2 separate regions of the Homo sapiens genome follow, and region 2 is linked to region 1. A link is a contact called in ENCODE Hi-C or POLR2A ChIA-PET data. All regions are on one chromosome and are shown on one strand. Each heading gives the region's core, a stretch centred on a gene start or an enhancer-like site at or near the end of the contact. The rest is flanking DNA. Distances are from core to core; before and after follow the strand shown. Region 1 holds the start of EPC2 (enhancer of polycomb 2). Region 2 holds the start of CYTIP (cytohesin 1 interacting protein).

Region 1 (6,602 bases), core at 1,589-4,088:
AGTGAACAGTGGCATTCCGGTTTGGGCACTGAATTGGAAGCCAAGAAAACACAGGCTGTGTCTCCGTTGAAAAGTATATTGTGTTATTTGCCTTAAATGGTTTTATTCCCAGCTCTATAATCATTGCCTACAGGGTGAGAAGAAAATGGAGATTTGGGGAAGAAATCTTTTACATGGTCAAAGTAAAAGAACAACAAAGAAACAACCACAACAGCAAAAATCCCTTCCTATAAATTCCAGGTTTCAAAAAGGTGTTTTTGAATAACATTAATTGGTTCTAAAATCTCTATGCACAAAGGTACAAAGCTGGACAACAGGGTAGGCCACAGTAAGAACAAATATTGGCAGCAATAGCTAGGTCAGGTGACAGGCCAGTGAGGTATGTGAACTATAAACTAGAGTGGCATGGGGTCAGTATCAGTGAATTTCTTCATGGAATATCAGTCAACAAATATACTTTAGATGCCTGCCATATGTGAGGCATGGAACTGGGGATACAGTGATTGACAGACAGATGTTGTTCCTGCCCTCCTTGGTCTACTGCAACTTTAGGCTCTGGCTTATGCGCTCCCTTGGCCGTTGGTTGGAAGGTCTTAGTAACTAATTTTGAATTAGCAGCTTTAGAATGCTGACTGGTCAATAAGCTGAAGAGCTTGGATAGCAGGGTAGCACCACTGAGAAAACCAGAGTTTTGGAGTCAGGTCAGACCTGAATTTGAGCCCAGTTCTGCAAGTTGTTGGAATTGAAATTTGGCAAATTATCTGATGCTCAGTTTTCTTATTGGTAAAATTATATTTTTTCATAAAATTATAATAAGAATTAAGTGGAATTCAACTAGTTGAGATAATATATATAACATGTTACTACAATGGATGGTATATTACACATACTTGATATTTCCTTTTCTGAGAGAAACAGTAAAACTAAACATAGGGACTAGAAGAAAGCTATCCTTTCTGAACCTGAGGAGGGCTGGGCATCCAGATGAAAGCTCTGGATGACTCATTTCTTCAACTATTGCTTTTTTCTTCCCTTTCAGGCTTGAACCCAGTGCTGACCCCCTCCCAAGAACTTCTTGTTCTTGCTTCCAGAGGATTGGAACTGTTCCAGGGGTAGCACTTAGAGAGCAGGACATGCCCATAAGCTTGAGGAAGGTACTGCTTACAAGAAATGAGTCACAGCAACTCCATTGCTTCCAACAACAAAGTGGATGAAAAACACTCAAGCCCCACTAAACAATACTCGGAGTTTTGCTGCGACAGACTGGTTAGACTATTTGGACACTACCATGAAGACTATATCCACCATTCTGCCTTCAAAGGAGGAGACTGCAGAGAGAAAAGGGGAAGAGGAACAGGAGGAAAAAGGGGGAGGGGAGGAAGTGGAGGAGGGGAAGAAGGACGTAATAGAGGAAGAGATATAGTTTTATTGTCACATAGAAATGACAGTAGGAATCAATTTTTTCACTGTTGGTCTTTAGGAAATCATCTGACTTTCTCTGAGTTAGAGTATGATCGATTATTAGAAAATGGTAAAATGTGTTAAAAACTCTCTTTGTACGGTTTTGTGAGAAATGTGTAATGCTTAAAGACTAACCAAGAGCCTCTTGGCTAAACCAGGTTGATGTCAACAATAGCTAGTACTTATTTGAGTCACCTTGATTTTCCCTCCTCTTGAGAACTTTCTCTAACCAGTTTAGGCTGCAGTCATGCCTCCTTTCCTTTCTCTGAACTCTCACAATTATTGCCTAGATCTCGTTTGGTAATTAATCATGTGCTACTTACTGCCTGTGTCATCTCTTGTATTGTTTTCTTAAAATATTTACACTTTTTTTTCGGTTGTCACTTATCTTTCCAGCTGTCATTTTCTTCAACTATTTACGTCTCTGTTACTCATCTTTCCAGCCATCCTGGCATCCCATTAAGGTGAAAGCTCTCTGAGGCAGGAACCTTTTCTCAGATTTCTTCGAGTCTTCCACAGCACCCCACATTTGACACACATCTGCTACTTCGCAAATGTGTGCTGCCTTGGCTAAATTTTTAGAAGCTGAACTTTTAGGAAAGCTACTATTTTTGAACTCAGAAAAATACCTACCATCCACTAAACAGCTGTACCGAAGTTTGGGTGACAGGGAACCTAAGTTCACTTGTTGCATCTGGCAGCCTCAAACCATGAACCCTCACTGCAAAGCGAGGATGAACGCGCTGCTGCACCTTGGAGAGCTCTTTCGGACAGGTACGGAGGGGAGGGCGTAGAAGAGGGCTGGCACCAGCAGCGCGGTCCAGTCCTCCGAACGGACTGATGGGACTGATGGGAGAGACCTCTTGCACCTCTCGGGGATGTGCGCCTCGGAGGATGCGAATTAGCTTGCGCACAGGGCGCCTTGGGGATAGCGCTGTCCAAGTACAGGCTTGGGTGATGGCTGGTGGGGTCCGGGTCGACATTTTCCCTTCCCGCTCCCGGACTTCTGCACACACGCGCTGCTCGGCGCAGCCGTCTTTGCCCGGCGCCTTCCTCCGGGACACCCAGCGAGAGGGGTGACCGGGCGGCGGCGGGAGAGGCGCACGCTCCCGGGCGCGGGCGAACTTGCGCACCTGGCACCTGCCACACAGCGAAAGCACCGGCCAGCGAGCGGAGGGGCGCCGCCCCCGCCCCCTCTCCCCGGAGCGGACCGAGACCGAGCACGCTCCCGCGGGCCGGCAGCGCCGCGGAGAGAGTGGGTGGGCAGGCGAGGGAGGGGAAGGGAGAGGAAGGAGGGAGGGAGGGAGAGGGCGAGGCGCGTTCCCGCGACGGGGGCGCGCTCTCGCGCGGGCTGCCGGGATCGCTCGCCGCCGCTGTGGTAATGTCCGCCATGTTGGCCATGGCGCAGGGAGCGGATCGGGCGGGCGAGCGGCGGATCTAGTGTGTGGAGGCGGCCGCGGGCGCGGGGGGCTGTTTTCGGGCGGGGTGGGCGCCCATGCTGTGGCCGGGGGCAGTGAGGAGGAGGAGGAGCGGGCCGGCCGCGCTGCACTGAGGAAGGAGGTGGAGGAGGCGGCGGGAGTCCTCCCCCCCTCCCCGCCCGCCCCGCCGCCGCCGCCCGGGCTGTTCCTGTAAGGCGGGGAGACAATGAGTAAACTCTCCTTCCGAGCGCGGGCGCTGGACGCCGCCAAGCCGCTGCCTATCTACCGCGGCAAGGACATGCCTGATCTCAACGACTGCGTCTCCATCAACCGGGCCGTGCCCCAGATGCCCACCGGGATGGAGAAGGAGGAGGAATCGGTAGGGACTCGAGTGTTTATTACCCCCCCTTCCCTCCTCCCCCCTCCCCTTTGTCAGTCGGGCCTCGCCATTCACAGAGCGCTTTACGCTCGCTGGAGGGCGCCGCTGCCGCTCTAACGCACGGGACTCTACGCCGGCGGAGTAGCGTAAACCCTCTCGGCCGGCGTAGCGCCCGCCCGCGGCCGCCATGTTGTTGCGTCCCAGTGTTGTGATTAGCTCGCAGCGCTGCTTACGCTGCCGTAAGGGGGCCTTGCCGTAAGCGGCGGCCGGGAATGGCGCAGGGGATGCGCTGGCCGCTCTTGGCGTACGGTCTCTGTTTACCTTTCCACCTCCCTCTCTCAGGCGCGGGGCTAATTAATGGCGTGGTATTATTTGGCTAGGCAAGATTATTATTTTTTCCACTTTTAACTTTGGCTTTGTATTGAGTTCTCTTTGAAATGACTGTGGAAGGGTGCTTTCAAAACAAACATCTTCCTCCCAGCAATGTAATCATCCTGGCTCCCCCGCCCGCGAAGGTGCAGCGGGATGAGGCGGTGCAGCACTGCGGCGGGGGAGGGCGGGGGCCACGACTACCGAGCGGGTCGTAGCGTCCGAGGGCCGCCCGCCGGCCAGTTCTGCCGACCCGAGCCGGGCGCGGGGCGGACGGGCTCTGCCTGCTCCGCCTGGACGGCCGTGCTCCGTGCGCAACGTTAGAGAGGAGCCGGGGATGCCCGGAAGCGAGCCGCCGGCGTTGCGTTGTCCTCGAGAATTGTCATTGCGAGGTGGTCCTTAGAAGTTGAGGACCTAGTGCATCTAAATTGGCAGTTGTAATTTTGATAATACAGCACCTTTTGGGAAAATTGCTGCTTTTCCTCCGATGGGTTAAATTTTGCAGACGGTTGGATTTCATCTGGCTTGACAGAGAGTGTTTATGACTCGAGTGGTGTTACTTGCGTGCGAAGTTCATAGTAACTGCACCCTCAAGAATTTCTTCAATGAACCTACAGTCCCGCCTTATTGTCAACCTCGGGTGTGTGTGGATTGGTTCTCTTGCTTCAGTGACTGTCAAAAGGAAGCTCGAGGTTTCAGTGATTGGTTTTCTCTTTTGACTATTAATATTGCAGGAAATGCTTTTATGCCTTCGATTGGCTGGTTGAGTTCTGACCTCATTATGTTACCCTGTTAATACTACTTTGCTCTTATTTAATCACATTTCTCTTTGATGTATAGTTACTTGAAAGTCTTACATTTTCAGTAGAAAATGCATATGGCCGTAGCATCGGGATGAACTTAACTGTGTGTGTACACACACAAATATGTAATAGATATATATACACGCACATACACATATATATTTGTGTGTGCATATATATAAATATGTTTATAATCAAAACCCAGCATTTATCCCTAAGGTTTAGAGCTGTGAGAACTTTTTTTTTTGTATGTGAGAACTTTTTTTTTTAATTTGTTTCTAACGACTCAGTTTTCCATGGGAAGGAAAATTAAAATAAAATCATATTATATACAATAGTTAATTACATTGAACCCTAATAAGCACAACTTTGGATATTTTTGCTATTTTGTGGGTCTTGATCCAAAGAAAGATGGCCTTAAAAGTACCAGTATTGTGTGTAATTACTTTGATCCTATTATTTTAGAACTTGAGTCAAATCTGTTCTAGGCCGGGCACGGTGGGTCACGCCTGTAATCCCAGCACTTTGGAAGGCCGAGGTGGGCGGATCATGAGGTCAGGAGTTCGAGACCAGCCTGGCCAGTATGGTGAAACTCCGTCTCCACTAAAAATACAAAAATTAGCCGGGCCTGGTGGTGCGCGCCTGTAATACCAGCTACTCGGGAGGCTGAGGCAGAAGAATTGCTTGAACCCGGGAGAAAGAGGTTGCAGTGAGCAGAGATCGTGCCACTGCACTCCAGCCTGGGGGACAGAGCGAGACTCCGTCCCCCCCAACAACAAAAAAAAGGAAATCTGTTCTAGAGTGAACAGTTAACTCCTGGAAGGTATATTACTTTTTGCAATCACCAACATACGTGGTCCTTAGTATGCCACATATGTTTTGGTATTTTAATTTAGTAAGATAACTTAGAGTAATTTTTTCATGCTTCATTAAAAATAAAAGTGCTTAACTCGTGTTGCAATTTTTTGTTTATTTGTTTTTTGAGATGGAGTTTAGCTCTTGTCGCCCAGGCTTGATTGCAATGGCGCGATCTCGGCTCACTGCAACCTCCGCCTACCAGGTTCAGGTGATTTTCCTGCCTCAGCCTCCCGAGCAGCTGAGATTATAGGCGCCCACTACCTCGCCCAGCTAATTTTTGTATTTTTAGTAGAGTCGGGGTTTCACCATATTGGCCAGGCTGGTCTCAGACTCCTGACCTCAGGTGATCACCCGCCTCGGCCTCCCAAATTTCTGGGATTACAGGTGTGAGCCACTGCGCCTGGCCGCGCCTTGCAGACTTTTTTTTTTTTTTTTTTTTTTTTTTTAATTTATTACCGAGTCTAGCTCTGTCGCCAGGCTGGAGTGCAGTGGCGCGATCTCAGCTCACTGCAACCTTCGCCTCCCGGGTTCAAGTGATTCTCCTGCCTCAGCCTCTCAAGTAGTTGGGACTACAGGCACGTGCCACTATGCCCAGCTAATTTTTGTATTTTTAGTAGAGACGAGGTTTCACCGTGTTGGCCAAAATGATTTCGATCTCTTGACTCTTGCTCCACCTGCCTCGGCCTCCCGAAGTGCTGGGATTGCAGGCGTGAGCCACCGTGCCCTGCCGCGCCTTGCAATTTTTTTATTAGCTCTTTTAGAAAGAATTATTTTCAAACTAGAGCATGAGTGCTAAACTTGGATACTTTTCAGTAGCCTACTTCAATTGCCCAATTTTAAGGAAGAAGAAATCCAAATTCTGATAAAACTAGAGTTGAAACCCAGAACCTCTGATTCTTTGTCCTGTCCTTTCTGCCTCTTTAATACATGCTAAAAGTGGAGATTCTTAAAATCAAAATTAAGCAAACCGTAACAGTTAAGATTTATAGTCTGAAATCTTTTGCTTCCCAGAGTGTCCAATTGGAGTATTAGTTTTTCTTTTTCTTTCTTTTTTAAATATGTATGTCAGAAGACTTGTGTTTTCATGAGTGACAGCAAATTCATTTCTCTGGTCTTACAGGACTTCTGTTATTAAACAGAATTATGTATTTATAAAAATGGTTCTGCCTTGATAAATATTTCTAAGCAGCAGTAAAATGTCATACATTTCACAAATGTTTTGTGTTTCACTTGAATTGCATTTTAAGTAACTTTCAATATCTAGATGTCCTTAACTCCTTATTTTTATAAGATTTTTTTCTTTTAAATCAGTAG
Region 2 (6,602 bases), core at 2,673-5,172, 8.8 Mb after region 1:
TCTGCTCCCTTTCCAGTCCCCTGCCTCACTCCCCAATTCTTCCATGCAACTCCCACCCACTTTTAAATAAGGAGCATTAGGATATCAACGCTCCACAGACTATTCAAAGATGCAACAAAATAATGGAGCTGAACTTAATTTCCTGACGTTAAGTGCCCGGAGAAACCGAAATACAATACCGCCATTTCCAAGTAAGGTCTGATGGTGGGCTCACAGACTCTTCAAGAAAAATTATTGGATATTGACCATGCATGCCACAATACAGATTAAAGAATAATTTTCAAAGTCTTTTCTAGTGAAATTAGCACAGTTTTCTACCTAAAATTGTCATGAGGTGATTAAAATCCTTTGGTGTAGTTCAGGACAATTGGGAGTTACGGCACCTGATGGGTGTGCTGCCGGACACACCGTGAAAGCTCCTGCAGGGCAGAGCCCAGCCCAGCAGTGTACACATCCCAGAGCAGAGCACACATTCCCTATCTGAACTTATAGATGAAATCAGCCTGCCAGAAGTTGCCTATTTAGCAATAATGTGATAACTAAAAGAAAATTAGGAAAAGAGAGTCAGTCTGTGGTACCACTGAAGTTTGTGGACTTGTTTGTCAGGTCCCTGGTTCTCACTATAGCATTCTGTAAAAACTGCTTTCCAAAAGCAACGTACTACATTTATGAGAGTGGGTGGTAAGACAATCACTACTTCTTTGACATCATTGATAGAGACTGTCCTTAATTCCTCCTGTCTCCTTCCTACCGAGCTTTCCATTGCAAAGATTTTTTTTTTTTGTCCTAAAACTGTGTTCACAAGTAGAAGCCATACTGGGGTGTCTGACACTTCCTATCAGTACAGGTAGTGAGATAATATGCACACAGAGAAATCTATCTTTAAATAATTCTGAATGTAAACACCCAATTGATTCTGAAGACTAATAATTTGAAACTACAAGCTAACCAGATATAGCTTTGCAGAAACCAAAGCCAACAACAACAAGAAGTATGAGCTGTTGACGTCAGCCCTGAAAGTGTTGAAAATAACAGTAGGCAGAGAAACACCTGCTCATGTGATTGCCTCACAAGGATCTTGTTGCCTGCAATTTAGTCAGTGCCAAATGGGTGATTATTCTCTAAAAACCAGTTAAAGGAAATGAACATCCATTTGGAAGATTGTGAAATGTTGGGATAAACTTGCATCAAGTCTCATTGATGATAATTGTACGGAATCAGAACTATCATGTACAAGAAGTTTTGTTTTGCTATTTTTTAAAGCAATTCTCACAACAGTAAGAAAAAGCTGTTTGAATATGGAAAGTCTACCACATGAAAGAATTTGAGAGAAGGGGAATGAGAAGACCTAGAAAAGATGAGAACATCTGCATAAATTAATTAGTATGGGGATGTGTGTGTGCCTGTGTGCATATGTGTACATGTATATATGCACATACACACACACACACACACACACACACACACACACACGTGTATTTCATATGCCAAAATCCCTCTCTTTATCCTCCTCTGATAATCAGCCTCTCCTACTGATTGCCTTCTTTCAGTTCACGCTATCTTCACTCTGGCTTAAAACCAGATGTGACTCCTCCGTCTTCAGTCCCTTTCATATTAAAGCCTTTCAGTCTCCTTTCTGTTCCCCCATTTCCTCTTTCTCCAACTACTGCAAAAGTTCCTCCCTCACCACTAGTCTCTACTCACTAATCCACTACATTTCTACAATAAGGTTCCTGAAATCCTCTACTTCTCAAACACGTTCAGTGGCCCTCGTGCCGGCTTTTTCAGGGGAAGTTGTCCAAGTGTTCTGTAAAGCAGCCCAGCGCTGAGATCTCCTCTCACCTCCTACACACTAACCAGGTTCTCCTGACACACTTAATATTGTGTTGTTACACAAAAAAGTCCTCCAGGCACCAGGATCTATGCCTCAGCTTCAATTTCTCCCTTGCTCTGGAATACCCTTCAATATCTGGAATACCCTTCAATATCTCGAATATCTATTTCCAAGGCTATATTTACAGATGTTTCACTTCGATGAGAGTATTCATGTTGTTTTACTTTGCAGAAAACCCATTCTTTCTGCTTACTGAATTGTAAACAGTATATGGGTAGGAAACATTCCCTTCTCGTCTTTTTACCTCCTACACTTAGCATGATGTCTGTCTCCTTGTAGGTGCTCAGAAACCATCTGTTGCATTGAATTGCATGGGCTAGAGAGTAGATCAAATGAGTAAGGTTGCAGGTATGGAGGACATAGAGGGTGGAAAGTTCCCACCCTGATTGAAAAAGTACCCACAGTCTCCAGCAAAAAAAAAAAAAAAAATCATAGCCTAATCAAGTGAACCATAGTTGGTGTGATAGTGTCATGGCAAATATAAAGAAAATCTGACTGCTTTATATCTGAAAACTGAAAAAAGATGTCAGCATTTCTCATGTTGCTTTATCTTCAGACAGGTTGTAGATTGATAAAATGTTCATCATTACATTAAACTTTGTATCATAAAAGCACTTTAGATTGAGAACAATCAATAATCCAAATCATGGAAAATTGTGCCCTTATCTTCACTCCGAAAAATACCAAGGAATCAGCTATTATACATCACTGAAAAAAGATCATGTCTCTCCCACTATGCCATACCTCTCTAATCCTGAATTTAGAAGGCTTACGAGAAGCACATGATTGTACATGCAAGACTTAAGCGCAAAAATTCTTGCTCTAGGGCAATTCTAAATATTTTCTGTAGAAATGCTACATCGAAATTCAAATATGTACCTGGGGATTTAGAGCAAGTTGTTTAAAAAAAATCCTGAAGAGGTATTATGGTTAAAAAAAAATTTTTACATGTTAGAAATTGAAGAACGAAAAAATCAAAATAAATTCAGTTAGACATAGATTTTTCCAAATGAGTTTTCATCCCTAGAGACAAACTTTGCAATAAAAATATTAAAATGGCATAATCTAGCATTTAATAAACACACACTGAATGCCAGTCACTGTGTTAGGCACTGCACAGTTCCTTATTTAACCAACATAAGAACCCAATAAGGGTGGTTCTATTATTAACTCCATTTTAGAAAAAACAAAACTGAAGCTTAGAGAGGCAAGTGGCTTGCTCAAGATCCCACAGACACTAAGTGGTGAGCTGATATTCAATCTGGCACTCATCTATCCAAAAAAAAAAAATCTTACTTTCCAATAGCCTGAGGTATGTGCCAGCAACCCAGAGCTGAAGATAATTAGTCAACAAAATTTGTCCTCAGAAAAAGTATTTCTTATTTGATTATGAACTGAAATGACCATCAAGGACTGCAAGTAAGGATGGAAGGGAAAGAATCAGTGGAGACACAATGGGGAAAAGAGAATTAATTCTCATACTGGTTGTATCTATATAAACCATCTTCAAGTTTTTTATGCTTAATGATGTTTATTTTACCTGAGCACTTCTTCAAATAAGAAAAACAATCTTAATTTTTGCCTTGAAAAAAAAGTTTGATTGTGGTCTCAAATCTTTGGACTGGTTCACCTAGCTCCCTGAGCATCTCACCTCCTTCACCCATAATAATCAGCCAGTAATTCCAAAGCCTCTAAAATATCACCATTAGTATGAAGTCAGACAAACATATCACTCTGCCCTCAAGAGAATGTGAACACTCTAAAGGGTACAAAATAGCAATCATACCTGCTTTCGTCCCCGAGGCAGAGTAGCCACCGTGTCTGCTAGCATTTGAATCCTTCTATTATCGTCCATCGTAAGGCTGCCGGTGAGTGTGGAGTAAGAGCTATACGCTGGCCCAGCGCAGAAGTCCGCCAAATTGCCATTGCTGCTGTGTTGCAGGAGCCTTTGTAAAGACATTGTGAATAAAGATCACTCCAGCTAGCACATGGTTGAGTGGCCTTGCAGGATGGGGGAAGCTAAAAGTACAACTGTGACAAGTAATCAAAAGTAGCAAAGCAGAAAGAGCCCATGTGACCTCTGTGGTTTGAGGAACTTGTTACACAAACCCTATCTTGCTATTCACTCCCATTTCTCAAAGCTTTTTTTCTTTAAGCTCCTGAGAGAACCTGGAGCTAATTTTTACAATTTAAAGAAAAATCAACTTATTTTTTCACCTCAAACAGCCAGAATTCTTACGCTTTTATGTTCTGTGGCAAGTTGCATTCACACCACCATTTGCCATTTTTTTCTTTAGAGAAGAAAGAAAAATGTCCCCAAGTGCTACCATTTGTTTCCCATCCATTCTCTTACTTAACATTAGCAATGCAATGCAGAAGTCAGCACACGAGGACATTCAGTTCTTGTGAATATGGGCAAGAATTACAGGTGCCGGTCATAATGTTCTCTCTCGAAGTCCTTGTAATACTGTACTTTCCCTGAAGTATACCCTAGATCATTAATGTTCATCAAAAAGACATTATATCTGCCACTGAGGTTGTAACCATTCAGCATTCTTCTGGTTGTCCTTTTACTACTTTGTCCTTACAAAAATTACCCATGATCTTTACAAAGTACAATGGGAAGGGAAAGCCAGCACATTTAGGGCACAATGTTGCCATTTCTTAGACGAGACTTTGCGGCAGCATCAGCAAGTGGTCCCAGGGGAGGAAAGGAGTGGGCAGGAAGGTAACAGGCAAACCAAGGTGGCACCAAGAACATTGCCTGTTGGTCCCTGCATGTGCATATGGGTCAAGGGCACCATCACCAAGTACTCAAGATCACAGATGCTTTTTTTTTTTTTCCTTTGGCTGAGGTTGGGGGCAGGTAGTTTTGAGAGAACTGGTTTCAGTGGAGGAGTAGGGGAGGCAAGTAAAAGGAAGAATCGAAACAAAAGTCAAAAAGAGAAGTTTTATATGGCACAAAAAGTCAAATGTGCTTTTTAAAATCTCTGAAGATCAATACTAGCATTTGAAAGAGTTAGCAAATCTTTGAACTAAAATGAAATGTGTGTGTACTGGAAGTGAAGATGAATTCAACTCAAGTAGAAATTGCCAAATATAAATAGTAAAATCTGAATTAATAGTGCTTCAAAAGTTGAAGCCAATTATAGATTTTAAAAACTCTATCACAGCATGACTCATTATACTGGAATTGAATTTTGACATGGACAAAGTGATATCACCACAAACATATAACGGTCTAAATCAGGAATTAAAAACACATACGTTTTCAGAAGCCAGGTAAGTAACATAAATGTGTAAGGCAAAAGGGAGTGGTAAATACCTTGGCAACTAAAGAATACATCAATTATAAAGATATTCACGTAAAATCTATATTTATAGATATGTACAGATATGTATACAGGTATATGTGGGGTGTGTGTGTGTGTGTGTGTGTGTGTGTGTGTGTATTAGGAAGACAGAGAGAGAGATTGATTTTAAAAACATTTTCAGGCTAAGAGGCACATAAATTAAATCATCACTATTAATGGATGACAGCAGTCCACTGTACCCTAGGAATCTGATAAAGTTAGGTAAATATTTTTAATTTTTATTCTTAATATTTTAAAATGCCAAATGGAAATTATACATTTGCTTAATATAAGGCCACCCACTCAGGCCAACTGACTCACCCATTTTTATAAATGACTACTAAAATTGTACCAATTCATTGTAATACTGACCTTAAGCTGATGTAAATCATAGATCATCATTCAATTAAGAAACTGGAAAATACTTATTACTTAACTCATGAAATGTGTTAAGTAAAATTTTTCAAATAATGGGATACCTGGATACAAAACAAGGGTCAAAAGTACCTCTGACATCCAGCCAGCCCATATCAATGTGGTCACACCTGTTAATTACAAATTTTTGACCTAGTCTATTTTTATTGGTCATTTCCCTGTTCTGTCAGTGCCTGTGTCATGCCAGTCACTAATATCATGATCAAAAGTGTCCCTTGTGATAAAGGGTGGAGAAACAGTAATCTTTTAAGGGGAATGTGACTTCCAAACAACAAATCCTTGACTTACAAAGGTGTTCTACTGTTTAGAACATCTCTTTTCTTTTAGGATTTACCTTAGGAAAATTATAATAGACCAGACTCTCTTCCCCTTCAGCCTCCCATTTATTTTAGAGAGGTGATTCTGGAAATGAATTGGATCAAGCTACCTAGGTACTCAAAAGATTTCAGGAGTATCTCACTGTTCACAAAAAAATAAAATAAAATAAAAATTATTTTATATTATCTGATTTCATTCTCTGAAATGTCATATCATTTTTTTAGATTCTTCTTTTGAGACTTAATATATTCTAGTTAGGGCAATAGTTAATTGTATACAAATCTGTTTCTCTGCTAATGTCCAATTTCCTTGAAAGCAAGGAACATCTTTTATCTTTAAATGTATACTTTATGTCCTACATACAAAAATTGTTCAATAAATGTTAATAAAAAGAGAAAGGTAGATATTAAACAAAATGATTAAACAATAGTGTTCTGTGGTATTAATAAGGAAAAAAATTAATTTGGTAGGAAATGTATGTACTACAAGCCCATATTCCAAAGTGCTACAATTTTCACTAAGGGGTGATCTGAGAGATGAGGACAGAGTCTCTTAAAAATACGTCTCATCTGCCTTTATGCTCTAAAAGCTAATATTTGTTA

Evidence for each region. A loop is a pair of places that touch in the nucleus more often than their neighbours do. ChIA-PET counts read pairs that join two places held with the same protein, here RNA polymerase II (POLR2A). Pooled maps may share reads with other maps.
Region 2: a pooled map shows a loop between it and region 1 (6-fold over the local background). The contact joins the promoter of CYTIP here to the promoter of EPC2 in region 1. A Hi-C loop is called at or near these places in 1 of 37 single-sample maps with no recorded cell type and 3 of 50 pooled maps. POLR2A ChIA-PET finds 5 or more read pairs at or near these places in 1 of 52 experiments (B cell).

The regions. Positions count from the first base shown.
Region 1 is chr2:148,641,913-148,648,514 of GRCh38, forward strand. EPC2 (enhancer of polycomb 2) reads left to right here and starts at 2,839. Exons shown (of 14, transcript NM_015630.4): 1 at 2,839-3,258. The coding sequence starts at 3,106. RefSeq lists silencers at 2,493-3,072, 3,833-3,922 and enhancers at 2,912-3,416, 4,013-4,162.
Region 2 is chr2:157,440,167-157,446,768 of GRCh38, forward strand. CYTIP (cytohesin 1 interacting protein) reads right to left here and starts at 3,923. Exons shown (of 8, transcript NM_004288.5): 1 at 3,681-3,923. The coding sequence starts at 3,854. RefSeq lists enhancers at 1,076-1,155, 1,226-1,325, 3,584-3,683, 3,724-3,773.